Regions from separate parts of the Homo sapiens genome. Here region 1 is linked to region 2. A link is a contact called in ENCODE Hi-C data. All regions are on one chromosome and are shown on one strand. Each heading gives the region's core, a stretch centred on a gene start or an enhancer-like site at or near the end of the contact. The rest is flanking DNA. Distances are from core to core; before and after follow the strand shown.

What was found. A loop is a pair of places that touch in the nucleus more often than their neighbours do. Pooled maps may share reads with other maps.
Region 1: a loop to region 2 is called in a pooled map, with 14 times the contacts of the local background. The contact joins the promoter of SPIN2B here to the promoter of APEX2 in region 2. A Hi-C loop is called at or near these places in 6 of 50 pooled maps.

What each region holds. Positions count from the first base shown.
Region 1 is chrX:57,119,888-57,126,896 of GRCh38, reverse strand. SPIN2B (spindlin family member 2B) reads left to right here and starts at 5,349. Exons shown (of 2, transcript NM_001006681.2): 1 at 5,349-5,659; 2 at 6,266-7,009. The coding sequence starts at 6,268. It also overlaps a transcript of FAAH2 not described here. RefSeq lists a silencer at 5,062-5,181.
Region 2 is chrX:54,996,200-55,003,696 of GRCh38, reverse strand. APEX2 (apurinic/apyrimidinic endodeoxyribonuclease 2) reads right to left here and starts at 3,334. Exons shown (of 6, transcript NM_014481.4): 1 at 3,118-3,334; 2 at 2,068-2,151; 3 at 1,266-1,446; 4 at 589-735. The coding sequence starts at 3,274. It also overlaps a transcript of PFKFB1 not described here. RefSeq lists a silencer at 3,314-3,453.

The DNA of each region.
Region 1 (7,009 bases), core at 4,100-6,599, 2.1 Mb before region 2:
TATAGCATCATCCTAAAAAAGAAAAGGTAACATTATTTCCTGCTTCTCTTTCTTAAGAGTAAAGATTTTTTTTTCAGAAGTCTTCCAGCAGACATACTATGATGCTTAATTGACCAGGATTAGATCACATGCCCAGTGCCAAATCAATCACTTGCAGGAAGAATGGCATCACCATGACTAGCTTAGACTAACCTTTTAAAGTGAGATGAATATTCAAAAGTCAGTCAGTGGCCATGACCACCTACATGTACAAAATGTGTCACTAGGACAGTCTCCCTCTTTTTGCATAGCCTGGCTCCATTCTCTTCTTTGGGGTGCCTTCATTCTCAGTCTATTGATGATAGTAAGCTGAATACAGCAGCTTAATCCTCATATCCTTTCAGGTTCACTCTCCTCCAACGGAAAATGCCTCATGCATAGCAGTTTGAGTCTCATTGGCTCTGACTAGGTTGAATGCTTATTCCTAAACTAATCATTGTAACAGTAATTCCATACTCTGAAAAGTCAGGCTTATGTTGTTCCCAAGAGGAAAACTGTGGCACTATTACCAGAAGAATGGTGATAAGATGCTAGGCTGCAGTATCAATTGATGTCTATTACAGTTAAATATATTTTGCAGCTCAGCATCTATATAAACCTTTCTAGCCATACATACATGTCCAAAGATCTCTCTAATTTTTACTTTGGCCAACTACTGATAGAGTATGAATTGTTGTCTATTTGGAAAATATCTTTGCAAGAATAACTGCTACCTTAACTTTTTAGACAACAGATTAGTTAATGATTGTTTTTGAACTTCAAATAAATTGAATAGAATAATGTGTGCCCCTTTGTTGTCTGGCCTCTTTTTTAAACATATTTCAGAGATTCATTTATGTTTTTGCATGTAGTTGTAGCTTGAACATTCTCACTACTGCATGATATTCCAATGTATGAATATACCCCAACATATACAATATACTGCTGATGGAAATGTAGGTGTTTTGTAGTTTGAAGTCATTACAAATAGTTAAACACATTTTTTTCTTTTTCAAACCACTACTGAGGTATGATTTACATACACAAAGCTGTACCTATTTAATGTATACAACCTAATGATGAACACATGCATTTTATAATAAAAAATAGGGTTTGAGATTTCAGTAATAGGAGACTAAACAATTCAAAACAACTTTCCCTGAAATCTGAACAAATTAACTAAATCTGAACAAATATAGTAAAAAAGAAAATCCACTCTCAATGGCATCTAAAAGCTGAGAAATACGAAATAATTACCTAGCTGAGATAGGAGGAGAACAGGTCCAAGAGGCAAACAGGGCATTTGGTGGATGTTTTTCTACTGGCAAAGTTTACCCATTCTAGAGGGAACCACTGAAAGACTTTGATGCTCAGCAGAACTTGTGACTGCTTGTTAAATACATGAATACAGAATCTGGAGTTCAGAACCTTGGTAACCCCCCAACCCCTTACTTTTCATTGAAATTCCAGGGTTGAAATCTTAGGAGTAACAGTTAACCACAGCTTTAAAAAAGCCCTCACTGAGCTTCATCCCTGGGACGCAAGGCTGGTTCAACATATGCAAATCAATACACGTAATCCAGCACATAAACAGAACCGAAGACAAAAACCACATGATTATCTCAACAGATGCAGAAAAAGCCTCTGACAAAATTCAACAGCACTTCGTGCTAAAAACTCTCAATAAATTAGGTATTGATGGGACGTGTCTCAAAATAATAAGAGCTATTTATGACAAACCCACAGCCAATATCATACTGAATGGGCAAAAACTGGAAGCATTCCCGTTGAAAACTGGCACAAGACAGGGATGCCCTCTCTCACCACTTCTATTCAACATAGTGTTGGAAGTTCTGGCCAGGGCAATCAGGAAGGAGAAAGAAATGAAGTGTATTCAATTAGGAAAAGAGGAAGTCAAATTATGCCTGTTTGCAGATGACATGATTGTATATCTAGAAAACCCCATCATCTCAGCCCAAAATCTCTTTAAGCTGATAAGCAACTTCAGCCAAGTCTCAGGATACAAAATCAATGTGCAAAAATCACAAGCATTCTTATACATCAATAACAGACAAACAGGGAGCCAAATCATGAGTGAACTCTCATTCACAACTGCTTCAAAGAGAATAAAATACCTAGGAATCCAACTTACAAGGGATGTGAAGGGCCTCTTCAAGGAGAACTACAAACCACTGCACAAGGAAATAAAAGAGGATACAAACAAATGGAAGAACATTCCATGCTCATGGGTAGGAAGAATCAATATCGTGAAAATGGCCATACTGCCCAAGGTAATTTATAGATTCAATGCGTTCCCCATTAAGCTACCAATGACATTCTTCACAGAATTGGAAAAAACTGCTTTAAAGTTCATATGAAACAAAAAAAGAGCCTGCATTGCCAAGTCAAACCTAAGCCAAAAGAACAAAGCTGGAGGCATCACGCTACCTGACTTCAAACTATACTACAAGGCTACACTAACCAAAACAGCATGGTACTGGTACCAAAACAGAGATATAGACCAATGGAACAGAACAGAGCCCTCAGAAATAACACCACACATCTACAACTATCTGATCTTTGACAAACCTGACAAAAACAAGAAATGGGGAAAGGATTCCCTATTTAATAAACGGTGCTGGGAAAACTGGCTAGCCATATGTAGAAAGCTGAAACTGGATCCCTTCCTTACACCTTATACAAAAATTAATTCAAGATGGATTAAAGACTTAAACGTTAGACCTAAAACCATAAAAACCCTAGAAGAAAACCTAGGCAATATCATTCAGGACATAGGCATGGGAAAGGACTTCATGTCTAAAACACCAAAAGCAATGGCAACAAAAGCCAAAATTGACAAATGGGATCTAATTAAACTAAAGAGCTTCTGCACAGCAAAAGAAACTACCATCAGAGTGAACAGGCAACCTACAGAATGGGAGAAAGTTTTTGCAATCTACTCACCTGACAAAGGGCTAATATCCAGAATCTACAATGAACTCAAACAAATTTACAAGAAAAAAACAAACAACCCCATCAAAAAGTGGGCAAAGGATATGAACAGACACTTCTCAAAAGAAGACATTTATGCAGCCAACAGACACATGAATAAATGCTCTTCATCACTGGCCATCAGAGAAATGCAAATCAAAACCACAATGAGATACCATCTCACACCTGTTAGAATGGCGATCATTAAAAAGTAAGGAAACAACAGGTGCTGGAGAGGATGTAGAGAAATAGGAACACTTTTACACTGTTGGTGGGACTGTAAACTAGTTGAACCATTGTGGAAGTCAGCGTGGCGATTCCTCAGGGTTCTAGAATTAGAAATACCATTTGACCGAGCCATCCCATTACTGGGTATATACCCAAAGGATTATAAGTCATGCTGCTATAAAGACACATGCACACATACGTTTATTGCGGCACTATTCAAAATAGCAAAGACTTGGAACCAACCCAAATGTCCAACAATGATAGACTGGATTAAGAAAATGTGGCACATATACACCATGGAATACTATGCAGCCATAAAAAATGATGAGTCCGTGTCCTTTGTAGGGACATGGATGAAGCTGGAAACCATCATTCTCAGCAAACTATCGCAAGGACAAAAAACCAAACACCGCATGTTCTCACTCATAGGTGGGAATTGAACAATGAGAACACATGGACACAGGAAGGGGAACATCACACAATGGGGCCTCTTGTGAGGTGGGGGTAGGGGAGAGGGATAGCATTAGGAGATATACCTAATGTAAATGAGGAGTTAATGGGTGCAGCACACCAACATGGCACACGTATACACATGTAACTAACCTGCACATTGTGCACATGTACCCTAGAACTTAAAATATAATTTAAAAAAATAAAAATGAAAATAAAATAAAAAGCCCTCACTGAAACTATGACATATCTGCAAATTGCTTTCCATAAAAATTGTATAAACTTTCACTTGCATCAGCACTAGATATGAAGCTTTTTCATGATCAATGACATTAAGTAATATTTTAATGTTCTTTCATACTTTGACTGTTGAATCGAGATTATTATTACTTCTATTTTTCCTTGTAGATGTTATTTTATTAAGTGTAGTTGTTCTGTTAACATCCGACTCATCCCCTCATTCAAATACCATAAGTATCTGAATAAGAAAGATACCATTAAGCATTGTTTTGTTTACAGAGTTTTTGGTTGGTTCATTTGCTTTCTGTTCAATTTTATTTTGCTGCTTTTTACCTTTTAATAAATCAAATATTGATACTGGTACAACATTAGTATACAACCTTTCTCAAAATATTTAAATAATTATTTCAACATTCCTTAAAGAATACCCAACGTTTCTCCACTGATTTATAAAACTATAACTTTAATTATTTCTTATAAAGTTATTTTTTTGCAAAGCTTTCTATTCCGATACATAGATCTGATTACTGGTTATTGTGGAAATATTATGTCAAATGCCCAGTACTGGGAGAAAAGCCAAATTATAAATCACTTTAAAATTGAGTTTTACGGACCAAGTGCAAGATATGTAACAGGTGCTCAATAAATATTTGTTGAATGAAAAAATCGATTAGAAAACATCTAATTTCCTGGAAAAATTAATAGACATGAATTGCAGATAAAAAACAAATCCCAGTTTTGCAAAAGTTTAGGAAAAAGGAAAAAAAACTATGAGCATTAATATTTTGCTGTGAGGCCCTCAAAAATGGGAGATGGGACTGCAGTTGATGATTTTCCTCTTAATATTAATTTCCTAAAATGTAGATAGTGTTCACGTTGTACATGCAATTATCTTGCAATAAAGAAAAGGAAAAAAAAATCCCTCGAAAACAAAAACAAAAATGCCAGGAAATATCAGTCAGCAAAAATTAGGTAGAGACTGGGTCAAAATGGCAGACTTACCATAGTGAATTTCTCTGTTCCAACTCCAAATCCTTTCAAAAAGAGGAAAGACATATTTACGTGTAAAGAATAAATCCATAAGGGCATGGGACGGTGCAGGGGCAGGGGTGGGCGCGGGGGTGGGCGCGGGGCGGCAGCAAGGCGAATTCCAAGAAGATGGAAAGCAGGGCAGGCAGACTAAGAAGGTGGAGGTGGGAACCAAGTGGCCCTGAAACGGGTGAGGAAGGGGCCACAGGGTTCCGAGGACGACTGTGGCACGAACTACTCCGGATTTGGAAAGAGGCGGAGTCAGAGCCCATAGCTCCGCCGGGGCTACAGGCTGTGTGGTGGGCGTGGGAGCCTGGTGGAGAGGAGAGCCGGGTGTTTGACAGGAAGAGGAGGCCTCTCTCTGGGCAGGAAGCTGCGCTACGGAAAGAGGGAGGAGACTGCCGCGGCGACAGCAGGGACTGGTGGAATCCCGATGTGGCTGAGGGGCCGCCACCGCCAGCAGGGAGGCGGAGGGCTAGCGAGCCAAGCGGTGGGGACGCCGCTGCCTTCCTCTTTGCCTGTCTCGCCGCCCTCCTAGACACGCTCCTCATCTACGGATCCTACCCTCCCCGCTCTTGCAAGCATTCACTCGGCCGGTCGCCTGCTGACCCTCCTTCGCCACAGGCTCGTAGCGGAGGCAGCAGCGAGGTGTCCGATTTGGGCACGTGAGGCCCGCGATCCCCGGCGGTGGACGCCAGGCAGGGCAAGGCCATTAGTGGGCGCCAGAATGGAGAGGGGGATGGGAAGGAATCCAGCAGGAGACATGGGGTGGAGTTGGGCGCCAGGCAAGGGTGGGGTGGGGGAGTGCGGTGAGCAACATGAAAAGGGGGTAGGAACGGGAGCCAGACAAGGATTTGAAGGTGAGCGCCGGGAAGCAAGGGCGGTGGGTACCAGAGAAGTGGTTAGGGTAGGCAGGGGGTGTTGTGGACAGCAGCTGGGACGCTCAGGGAAGGAGGGCAGTGGGTGCCGGTCAAGGCCTCTTTGCAAGGGGATTGGAAGTGGACGCCAGTGGTAGCAAGGGGTTCCGGGAGGGCAGTGGGCTCTGAGCTAGGAGGAGGTGGCCCAGCCACTTCTGCAGAGTTCCTAACCCCAGACAGCTCTACTGCACCACCCCAGCCCTTCCCCACAGCCCAAAGGAACTTAAGAGGGAGAGCACTGCGGGCATGCAGCCAGGATTTCCAGCATTGCTTCCAGGCTCCTAGGGGAAACTTAGGCACTAGCGCAGACTACATCCAGACATGGCTATAGGGAAAAGTTTGCCTTGTGGCACACTGGGTGTGTCTCTCTATCCTCTCTCCTCCCCCAGCAGGCATGAAGACCCCCAACGCACAGGAAGCCGAAGGGCAACAAACCAGGGCAGCTGCAGGACGGGCCACTGGGTCTGCAAACATGACAAAGAAAAAAGTCTCCCAAAAGAAGCAGAGAGGCCGACCTTCATCCCAGCCCCGCAGGAACATCGTGGGCTGCAGAATTTCTCATGGATGGAAGGAAGGAGATGAGCCCATCACGCAGTGGAAAGGAACCGTTCTGGATCAGGTGCCTATAAATCCCTCTCTTTATCTGGTGAAATATGATGGAATTGACTGTGTCTATGGACTGGAACTTCACAGAGATGAAAGGGTTTTGTCTCTTAAAATTCTTTCTGACAGGGTGGCATCATCTCACATTAGTGATGCCAACCTTGCAAATACCATAATTGGCAAAGCAGTGGAACATATGTTTGAGGGAGAGCATGGTTCTAAGGATGAATGGAGGGGGATGGTCTTAGCTCAAGCACCTATCATGAAAGCCTGGTTTTATATTACCTATGAGAAAGATCCTGTCTTGTACATGTACCAGCTTCTAGATGATTATAAGGAAGGTGACCTCCGCATCATGCCAGAATCCAGTGAGTCTCCTCCAACAGAGAGGGAGCCAGGAGGAGTTGTAGATGGCCTAATAGGTAAGCATGTGGAATATACCAAAGAAGATGGCTCCAAAAGGATCGGCATGGTCATTCACCAAGTGGAAGCCAAACCCTCTGTGTATTTCATCAAGTTTGATGATGATTTCC
Region 2 (7,497 bases), core at 2,085-4,584:
GGCTTCCTAGCCAACAGCAACTCATAACAGCCTACCTCTCCAATCTTACCACAAACTTGCTGCCTTTCATATCTGACCAACCCAATTCTGATCTCCAAAGGTGACAGTGTTCCATGTTTGACATGACTGCCTCACTAATCAGGAGCCAATGGGCATTTTTCTTGTCCTTCAAAGCTGAGCTCAGATACCACCTCCCCTTGATTGCTCTAACCCACCCTCACTTTCCTGTCCTCCGCTGGAACAAGACTTTCCTTTGCTCCCACGCACTTTACCATTCTCATCTCATTTTACCCTTAAAACTATTGTGTAGGGTAGAGATTCATATATTCATTTGACAAAAGAGAAAACAGAGGCAAGACTAGCCCTAGGGCTCACAATGAGTAAGAGCAGGAGCCTGAATAGGTGCTCAGAGTACAAAACCCATGTTTGTTTTGAGCAGAGCCTATTCAGGTGGGCATATTGGTGTTTGCAACTATGCTGTGAAAGAACTCAGAGACAAAGGGTCCATATCCCTTTCAATGGAGCTTGACACAGGGCTGGGCACCCAGGACCAACTCAAGGAAGCCTTACTGCCCAGGCTTGCAGTACCTGCCTGCCGCCAGGAGGGCTTCTGCTCGGATTTGCAGCAAACGATAGAAGCGCATCTTAAAGACTAGCCGCTCAGGCCTCCCAGGGTCCGCATGGGGGCAGTACACGTTGATTAGGGTCAAGGTCTTCTCCTTACCTTCCCATGTGCTGGAGAAAAGAGAAACCCCCAAAAGGGGTCAGTTTCAAACCTCCCCTTCTGTCCCTTCCCCATACCACATGGCTTCCATTTTGTGACTGTCTGGGATGGAAAAGAAAGGGGTTAAAGAGACACAAATGATCTGGCATGCACAGGACTTGGGGACTGACTACTGATAAGGCAGGGAGAGGGATATCTAAGGATTACCACCAGGTAATGGTGCTGCTATTCACACAGAACACCCAGAAAGACAGCAACCTGGGGCACTGAGTTCAGCACTAAGTTGCTTTTGAGATGTCTATGGTAATAAGAGCTGGATCACTAGGCCAGCCCCACATTGTAGAGATGGAAACTCAAGCTTCAGAGGGGGGAAAAATTTGCCAGGGTCACACACTGAGTAGCCCAGCCAGGACTAAACCAGGAAAGGCAAATTTGGGAACTTCTCCACGGTGCATGTATGTTTACATGGCAAGCCTTAGAATCTTCACACTCAAAGAGTAGCACCAGCAGTGCTCAGTAGCAGGGAGATATGAGCTATTACCGGATCTTATGCTGTGTGAGGAGGGCCCTGCCCTCACTATCCAGAGCCCGGAGTTCCTCTTGGGTAAACTCATCCATGTTTCCATAGCAACCAACATCCCCATTCTGGGTGGCAAACAGGCCACTCAGGCCTTCTTCAGCAGCCACTGGGGTAGCATTGTCCTTACAGAAGGTGGCTACACCTGGGAACAGACAGGGCACTCTGAGCAGACCTGGCAGTCAATAGCCTGTTGCACAGCCTGTCCCACTCCAATTGTCCCCACACAAGTCATCTAAGTCATCTTCATAAAGTGTGGTTCTTGGGCAACCTTATTCAAACCCTGGAGTCTCAGTTCCTACATCTAAAAAAGCCACAGAATGTTCTAAGTGTTTTACATTGATACATGGTGAGTGCTCAAGACGTATTAGCAATTATTATTATCACATGGATTAATTCATTTAATCCTTGTAACAGCCCCGGAAGGTAAACATTATCCTCATTTTCTAGCTGAGGAACCTGAGGCACCAAGAGGTAATGTAACTTGCCAGAGGGTGCACAGCTAGGAAATGAGCCATGATTCAAACCCAGGCTGTCTGGCTCCACAGTTCACACAATTAAGCACCACACTACTACTGTACTTCTGAGGTCCAGTAGGATAATTCTATCCATAAAAATTATATTTCATGTAATTTACTATTATGCAGCTTTAGCTCTGTAAACTAAATGTCTAAGATTTCTTATTACCCTCTCATCAAATATTGGAAACCCTTTTCCCCTATCTGCCTCCCTCACTAATTTAAAGTCCACAGAAAGCCCCATTTACCAGAATAGCCGCTACGGTTGCGGCTGAAGCTGAAATAGGAGTTATAACCCTCAACGATAGCCAGGGGCTCTGTCAGTGCATCCCCTGGAAAAAAAAAATGTAAGATTAAGTCAGAGGTAAAACTAGCATCCGAGAAACACAAAGGCCTGGAATTACAGTTGTAGGCTAATTCCTTGCACACATCAGAGCCAGAGTTGGGGGTGACGGGAATGAAATATCCATGATTAGAGGAGGACCTAGAAAGATGGGAAATGTCAGAGAGGAAATTGATATCAGAATTAGAAGGCTTGGTGGGGGGCGGTTAGAGACTATGAAGTGGAGGTGGAGAATTAGGTGGGAAGGGGAAAGAATCAGAGCTAAGCCTGGGGGTCTGAACGATAGGAGGAAGCTGGGGATGGGGATGGACATACGAGAGGATGGTGGGAATCTGAGCTAAGGGTGAGAGGTAAGAGAGAGGGAATTAGGGGATCTGAACTGGGGGTGGAGGGAAAAGGAATTAGGGGATTCTGAGGGGAGATAAGAGGGTGAAGAAATAAGAGGACATCTAAGCTTGGGGTGGGAAATGAGGTGGGAATTAGGGACTTTCCGCTGGGAGGAGAGATGGGAATAGATAAGGGGTACTGGGGTTCTGAGGTGGAAATGTGAAAAAGAGGAAATTAGACTGAGCTGGGGTCAAAGATGGGGTGGGAATTAGAGGATCTGAGCTTGGGGCAGGGATGAAGAATTCGGGGGTTTGACTTGGCGGCGGGGAGATGGACAGCGTATGGAAGGAGGAAATTCAGGGGACTGAGTTTGGGGCCGGAGAATGAGTGGGAATCTGACTAGATATGGGGTTTCGAGAAGGAGCTAAAGTTTGCTGAAGACAGGAGATGGAGTGCAATTAGGGGATCTAGCTAGGGTGGGAAATGGAAGTTTAAGAGGGAAGGGACCTGGGTCTAAGGACAGGACTCTAAGAATAGGAAACTGGGAAAGTAAAATTACATGGGACAGGGGACAAAAGTTAGCGGGAAAGAAAAAGTATGTAGGGATCCTGGAATCCAGAGCGCTCACTGGTCACTTTGGTTTCCTGGAGACAGACGATATCCGCATCCAGCTCGTCCAAAATGCGCCCCACGGCCACGGCGGCACAGTTGCTGGGTTCCTGATTTGCCACCCCTTGCAGGGGTCTCCGAATCCCATTGATGTTCCAGCTCACCACGCGCAACATCTTAAAGGGCTGGAACACCTCCCAGCCCGCGCCAACCTAGGCGCGAGCGAACTGCTTCCTGTTCAGAAGTTGGCCAGGCCCGCCTCCCGCGCGCGTTTGCGCAGGCGTTCTCGTGCGTACCACTAAAGCGCCTGACGCACGTCGGGCGGGGGCTTCAACTTCCTCAGCTCTCATTGGCGGGAGGAGGAACTGGGTGGACGCTGAAGGAAGCAAAGCGGAAGCCTAGGGGCAATGAATGGCGAGAGGAGTTTCCAGTTGGGCTCCCGCTCCTTCCGCTCGGACAGCTGAGTCTCAATGCGTTTTTCCTCTACTCAGAAGTCCAAGTGGTGCGTCCGGTTACTTACAAACGGCATTTTGCCACTTTTTAAGCGACGGAACCCTGAGCGGAACTGCTCAGCTGCCAAAGCCCCGCCCTCAGTGCGGCGGACCGCCCACCTAAGTTCACAGATGGCTGCAGCGCTTGCGCCCCAGGAATAGCTGGCGCTAAGTGCTCGCGTTGGACTGGGCAAAGGGAAGTTCATGGTTGGAGGAGGGAGCAGTAAGAGTCGCTCCACTGAGATAAGACTTAGGAGGAGGGCCTTTGGCTTTATTGGGGCAGAGGGGAGGAGGAGGAGGCTGTCTCAAGCCTGCCCTGTAGCTTTTGTCTTGGCTCTTAACATTCTGAAGGATGTAGCCGGACACATCCTTACTCTTGGTTCTGTTTCTCAGATAAGTGAAATCGAAGCCCAGGAAATGTAAGCTCGTGAGCAGCATTGTCTCCGGATGCATCCATGGCTCTTCTGTATATGTTATCTCATTTCATTCTCAAGACAACCCAGTTCGGGACATGGAGGCTAAGTTAGAGACGTCGAATGAATTCATTTCATTCTCACAGTTCACTCTCTCTTACACTGAAGTAGTAGAGCCAGGATTCACACCCTGTCTTAATTAGCTCAATAATTACTTTTCTGAGTGTTTTTACTGACCACACACCTCCCCAGTTAAGTCTTTTCCTCTGGGGCCCCACGGCACCCTATGGTCCATTCTGTCACAGTACTTATAATACACAGCTATCATTGACTTCTATTTCTGCTGCCATTAGAATGCCAGCAACTTGAGAGCAATGACCATGTCTGGTTCATCTTGTTAGCCCCATCCCCTAATACTGGACACAGCATATGTTGGGAAGCAATAGATATTTGTCAGGTGAATGAATGAACAAAGGATAATAGCAAGAGCATCGACAGGTTCATGGCTTGTTTTTGAGAGCACAAAAATTAGAAGTAATGGATATGCCCAATGTCCAGGGAAAAGCATAACGATGCATCTTTAGGTTCCTCACCCAGAATTGCAGCATAATTATTTGTTCCCCAGAATTTAAGTCTTAGAGCCATCATCCTCAATGGTTACAGCAAAGACGCAGTAAACTGCTTTTCCTCCTGGAGGACTTAAAAGGTTACCAGTTGTTGCTATCAGAAAATAGCTCTGTGATTAAAATAAAAATTTGCATGTCCTGAGCTTCTTCATGCTTTGGGAGTTATTGACTCAGGATTGACTCCCATGAGTGCGATAACTAGGACAAAGGAAATGAACATTTTTATTGCTCTTGCTTCATATTGCCAGATTGCTTTCCAGTAAGGGATTATGCCCATTTACACTGAAGATCGATCTGAAACTCAGCACCAGCGAAATCCAGAACTTGCCTGTCTCCATGGCTGGTTTTAATTTCCCCATTCTGCAGTGGCTTGTTAATATTAGTTCTGACCTTTGGGGCAAGGTGAACACATGGTTGGACTGAAGAGAAAAGGCTTCTGGTGGCTCAGGAACGTCTTTGGCAACTACAACAGCTGATATTTCAACAGAGCACATACATCCCCCACTTAACAAGGGTACGTCCTCAGCCTTCTCAGGGAACCAACGAACACCTCCAGGCTTCCTCTTTGATGCCACCCACTGGACCTGCCTTGGGGGTCTGTAAATGCAAGAGAACCGAGTGTTGGATAATTAGCGATGGAAGAAAAAACCTCTAGAATAAAAGGTAGGTGAGAAAGAAGGGAAAGTAGGCAGGAGTTGCACAAATCCACATCCATTCTTCAGGCCCTCTGGAAAGTTTTCTTTGCATAGATGGTTGGTTGTCGTGTGCATTAAAGGGCATGGGAAAGTGGGGGAAAAGATTATATCTATATGTAACCTATTTATCTGTCTGTATATTTTTAAAAGTCCATTCTGGCCTTTATGGGACACTGGCCCCCAGGGCAATTCACTAGCACCTGTGAAAGTCTCTCTAACTTGGTCAAGTCTGGTTTTGAATGAACTGAGTGATTGAGATTATAGCTCTTACCTCCCCACTGATGTGTAAAGTAGGGTTGATTTGCTGTGGCGCTTTGAACAAGCTCTCTTGCTTCTCTGGGCATCAGTAGCTTCCTCAGTAAAATGGAAATCAAAGTCTCTAGCCAACGTTCCTCAGAGGGCTGTCACGATCAAGAAGAGTGGAAAGGCAGAAACCAAAGCTCTTTGGAGACATTTCAGGACTTCCTCGCTCTAAGAGTAGTCATCTTGCTTTTTCTATAGGCTCCACAAGCAATCCCACCCAAAACCCTCCAGCTGCTGTGCGACTATAGTCTGTGGAGAGCCACTTCCATGACTAGGATTCAGTGAGGTTTGGGGCCCAGGCATGAGGCCGAAAATAGTGGAGAGATGGTGGGCCAGGACAGTGGGTGAGAAGGAAGGGGATCCTAGGCTGCTGTCACAGAAGGCCTGACACTCATATACATGCACCTAGCTTGTAAGTGTGTGGTCGATCTCCCCTCACACCTTCACTCTCCACAAATGCATTCATACCCAAACAGTCTGAGAGCTACCAATAGGGAGACCCCATTCGTGACTTTATTATCCATCAGCACTGTCATATGCTGCTTTACATGGTATTCTCCCCCGATACACATGCCCTATACTTTGGGAGGGGTATGGGGTCAGGATCTGGGGGCCTTGGGAAATCACATTGTAATCTTTTCTTCCCTAGAGATAGCCCCATTTTAGAATTTTAGACCAAGAGCTGCAGGTCAGAGCTTGATCTTGAATGAGAATCTGGTACTGACTGAACCCTTTCTCTGCCACGAGTTCATTGGCCCTTTTCAGAGAGGACTTCATTCTTTTATCTGTTTCTGTCCCATTCAAGGTAGAGAAACCTTTCTGGATGCCACCTCCTACCTCAGACAAATTAGTTCTCCCATCCAATTCCCTGCACAGCTCTCTGTTATAATATTTACCTTGTTGAACTAGGATTAGTTGTCCACAAGTTCATCTCATCTAGGGCAGAGAGATGTAGACTGCACAAACACAATAAGCAAGTGTCTTCTCTGTCCTCTGTGCCAGGGCCTGAGTTGGACACTGGAAACACAAATTACAGATCACTGAGATCTAGTCTCCATACTCAAGGAGTTCACAGTCTAGTGGGGAAGCAGACCAGGAAAATACTGGTGGATACTTGCTCAGATAGGAGCATGTGGGCAATATAAGAACCAAATACAAGGCCTGTCCCAAGGATACAGGGGTCACTTCCCAGAGGAAGTGAACATCAAACCAGACCTTGAAAAGTGGATCAGATTTTGTTGGGAATAGAAGGAGGAAAATGGCATTTCAGGCTGAGCAAAGGCCAAAAAACAGGAAAATACACCATGTATTTTGGGGCCCAGTGAGTCAGCCAGTGCAGTTTAAGGATGATCTAAGGAGAGATATGGCTGGACAGATAGGCTGAAGCTTGATTGAAAAGTCTTGAGTGCCAAGCTGAGGTCTTTCCATAAAGCTTGTTTTGGTCTCCTGCTTCTGGGATCAGAATTGGTAACAGTAGTGAGGAATCTCATAGCTAATTCCAGGCAATTTTAAGTTAGGCTTTCAAGCCTGGACCCCAGGTTTACCCTTTAAGACTTTGTCAAAAGCCTGCCAGCTTCTTATCTCAGATTTCCTGCTGCTAAAATTATCCTTCTGCCTGTTGGCAGGGCCATGAGGACAAAATTGTAAACATAAAAGAGATGTTCATGTGACCAGCTAGATTACCTTGAACATGCCACTTCCCCTCCCCAGACCTCAGTTTCCCTGTAAGGCTAACAAGGATGTTTGCAAGGATCAAATAAGATAAGGAATATGTTGTTGCTTTGTGGGCAATGGAAAACATACAGGGAAAGGGTTATAATTAAGATTATTAATATTAACAGATTTATACCAGTTAGGAAATTTATTAGAAT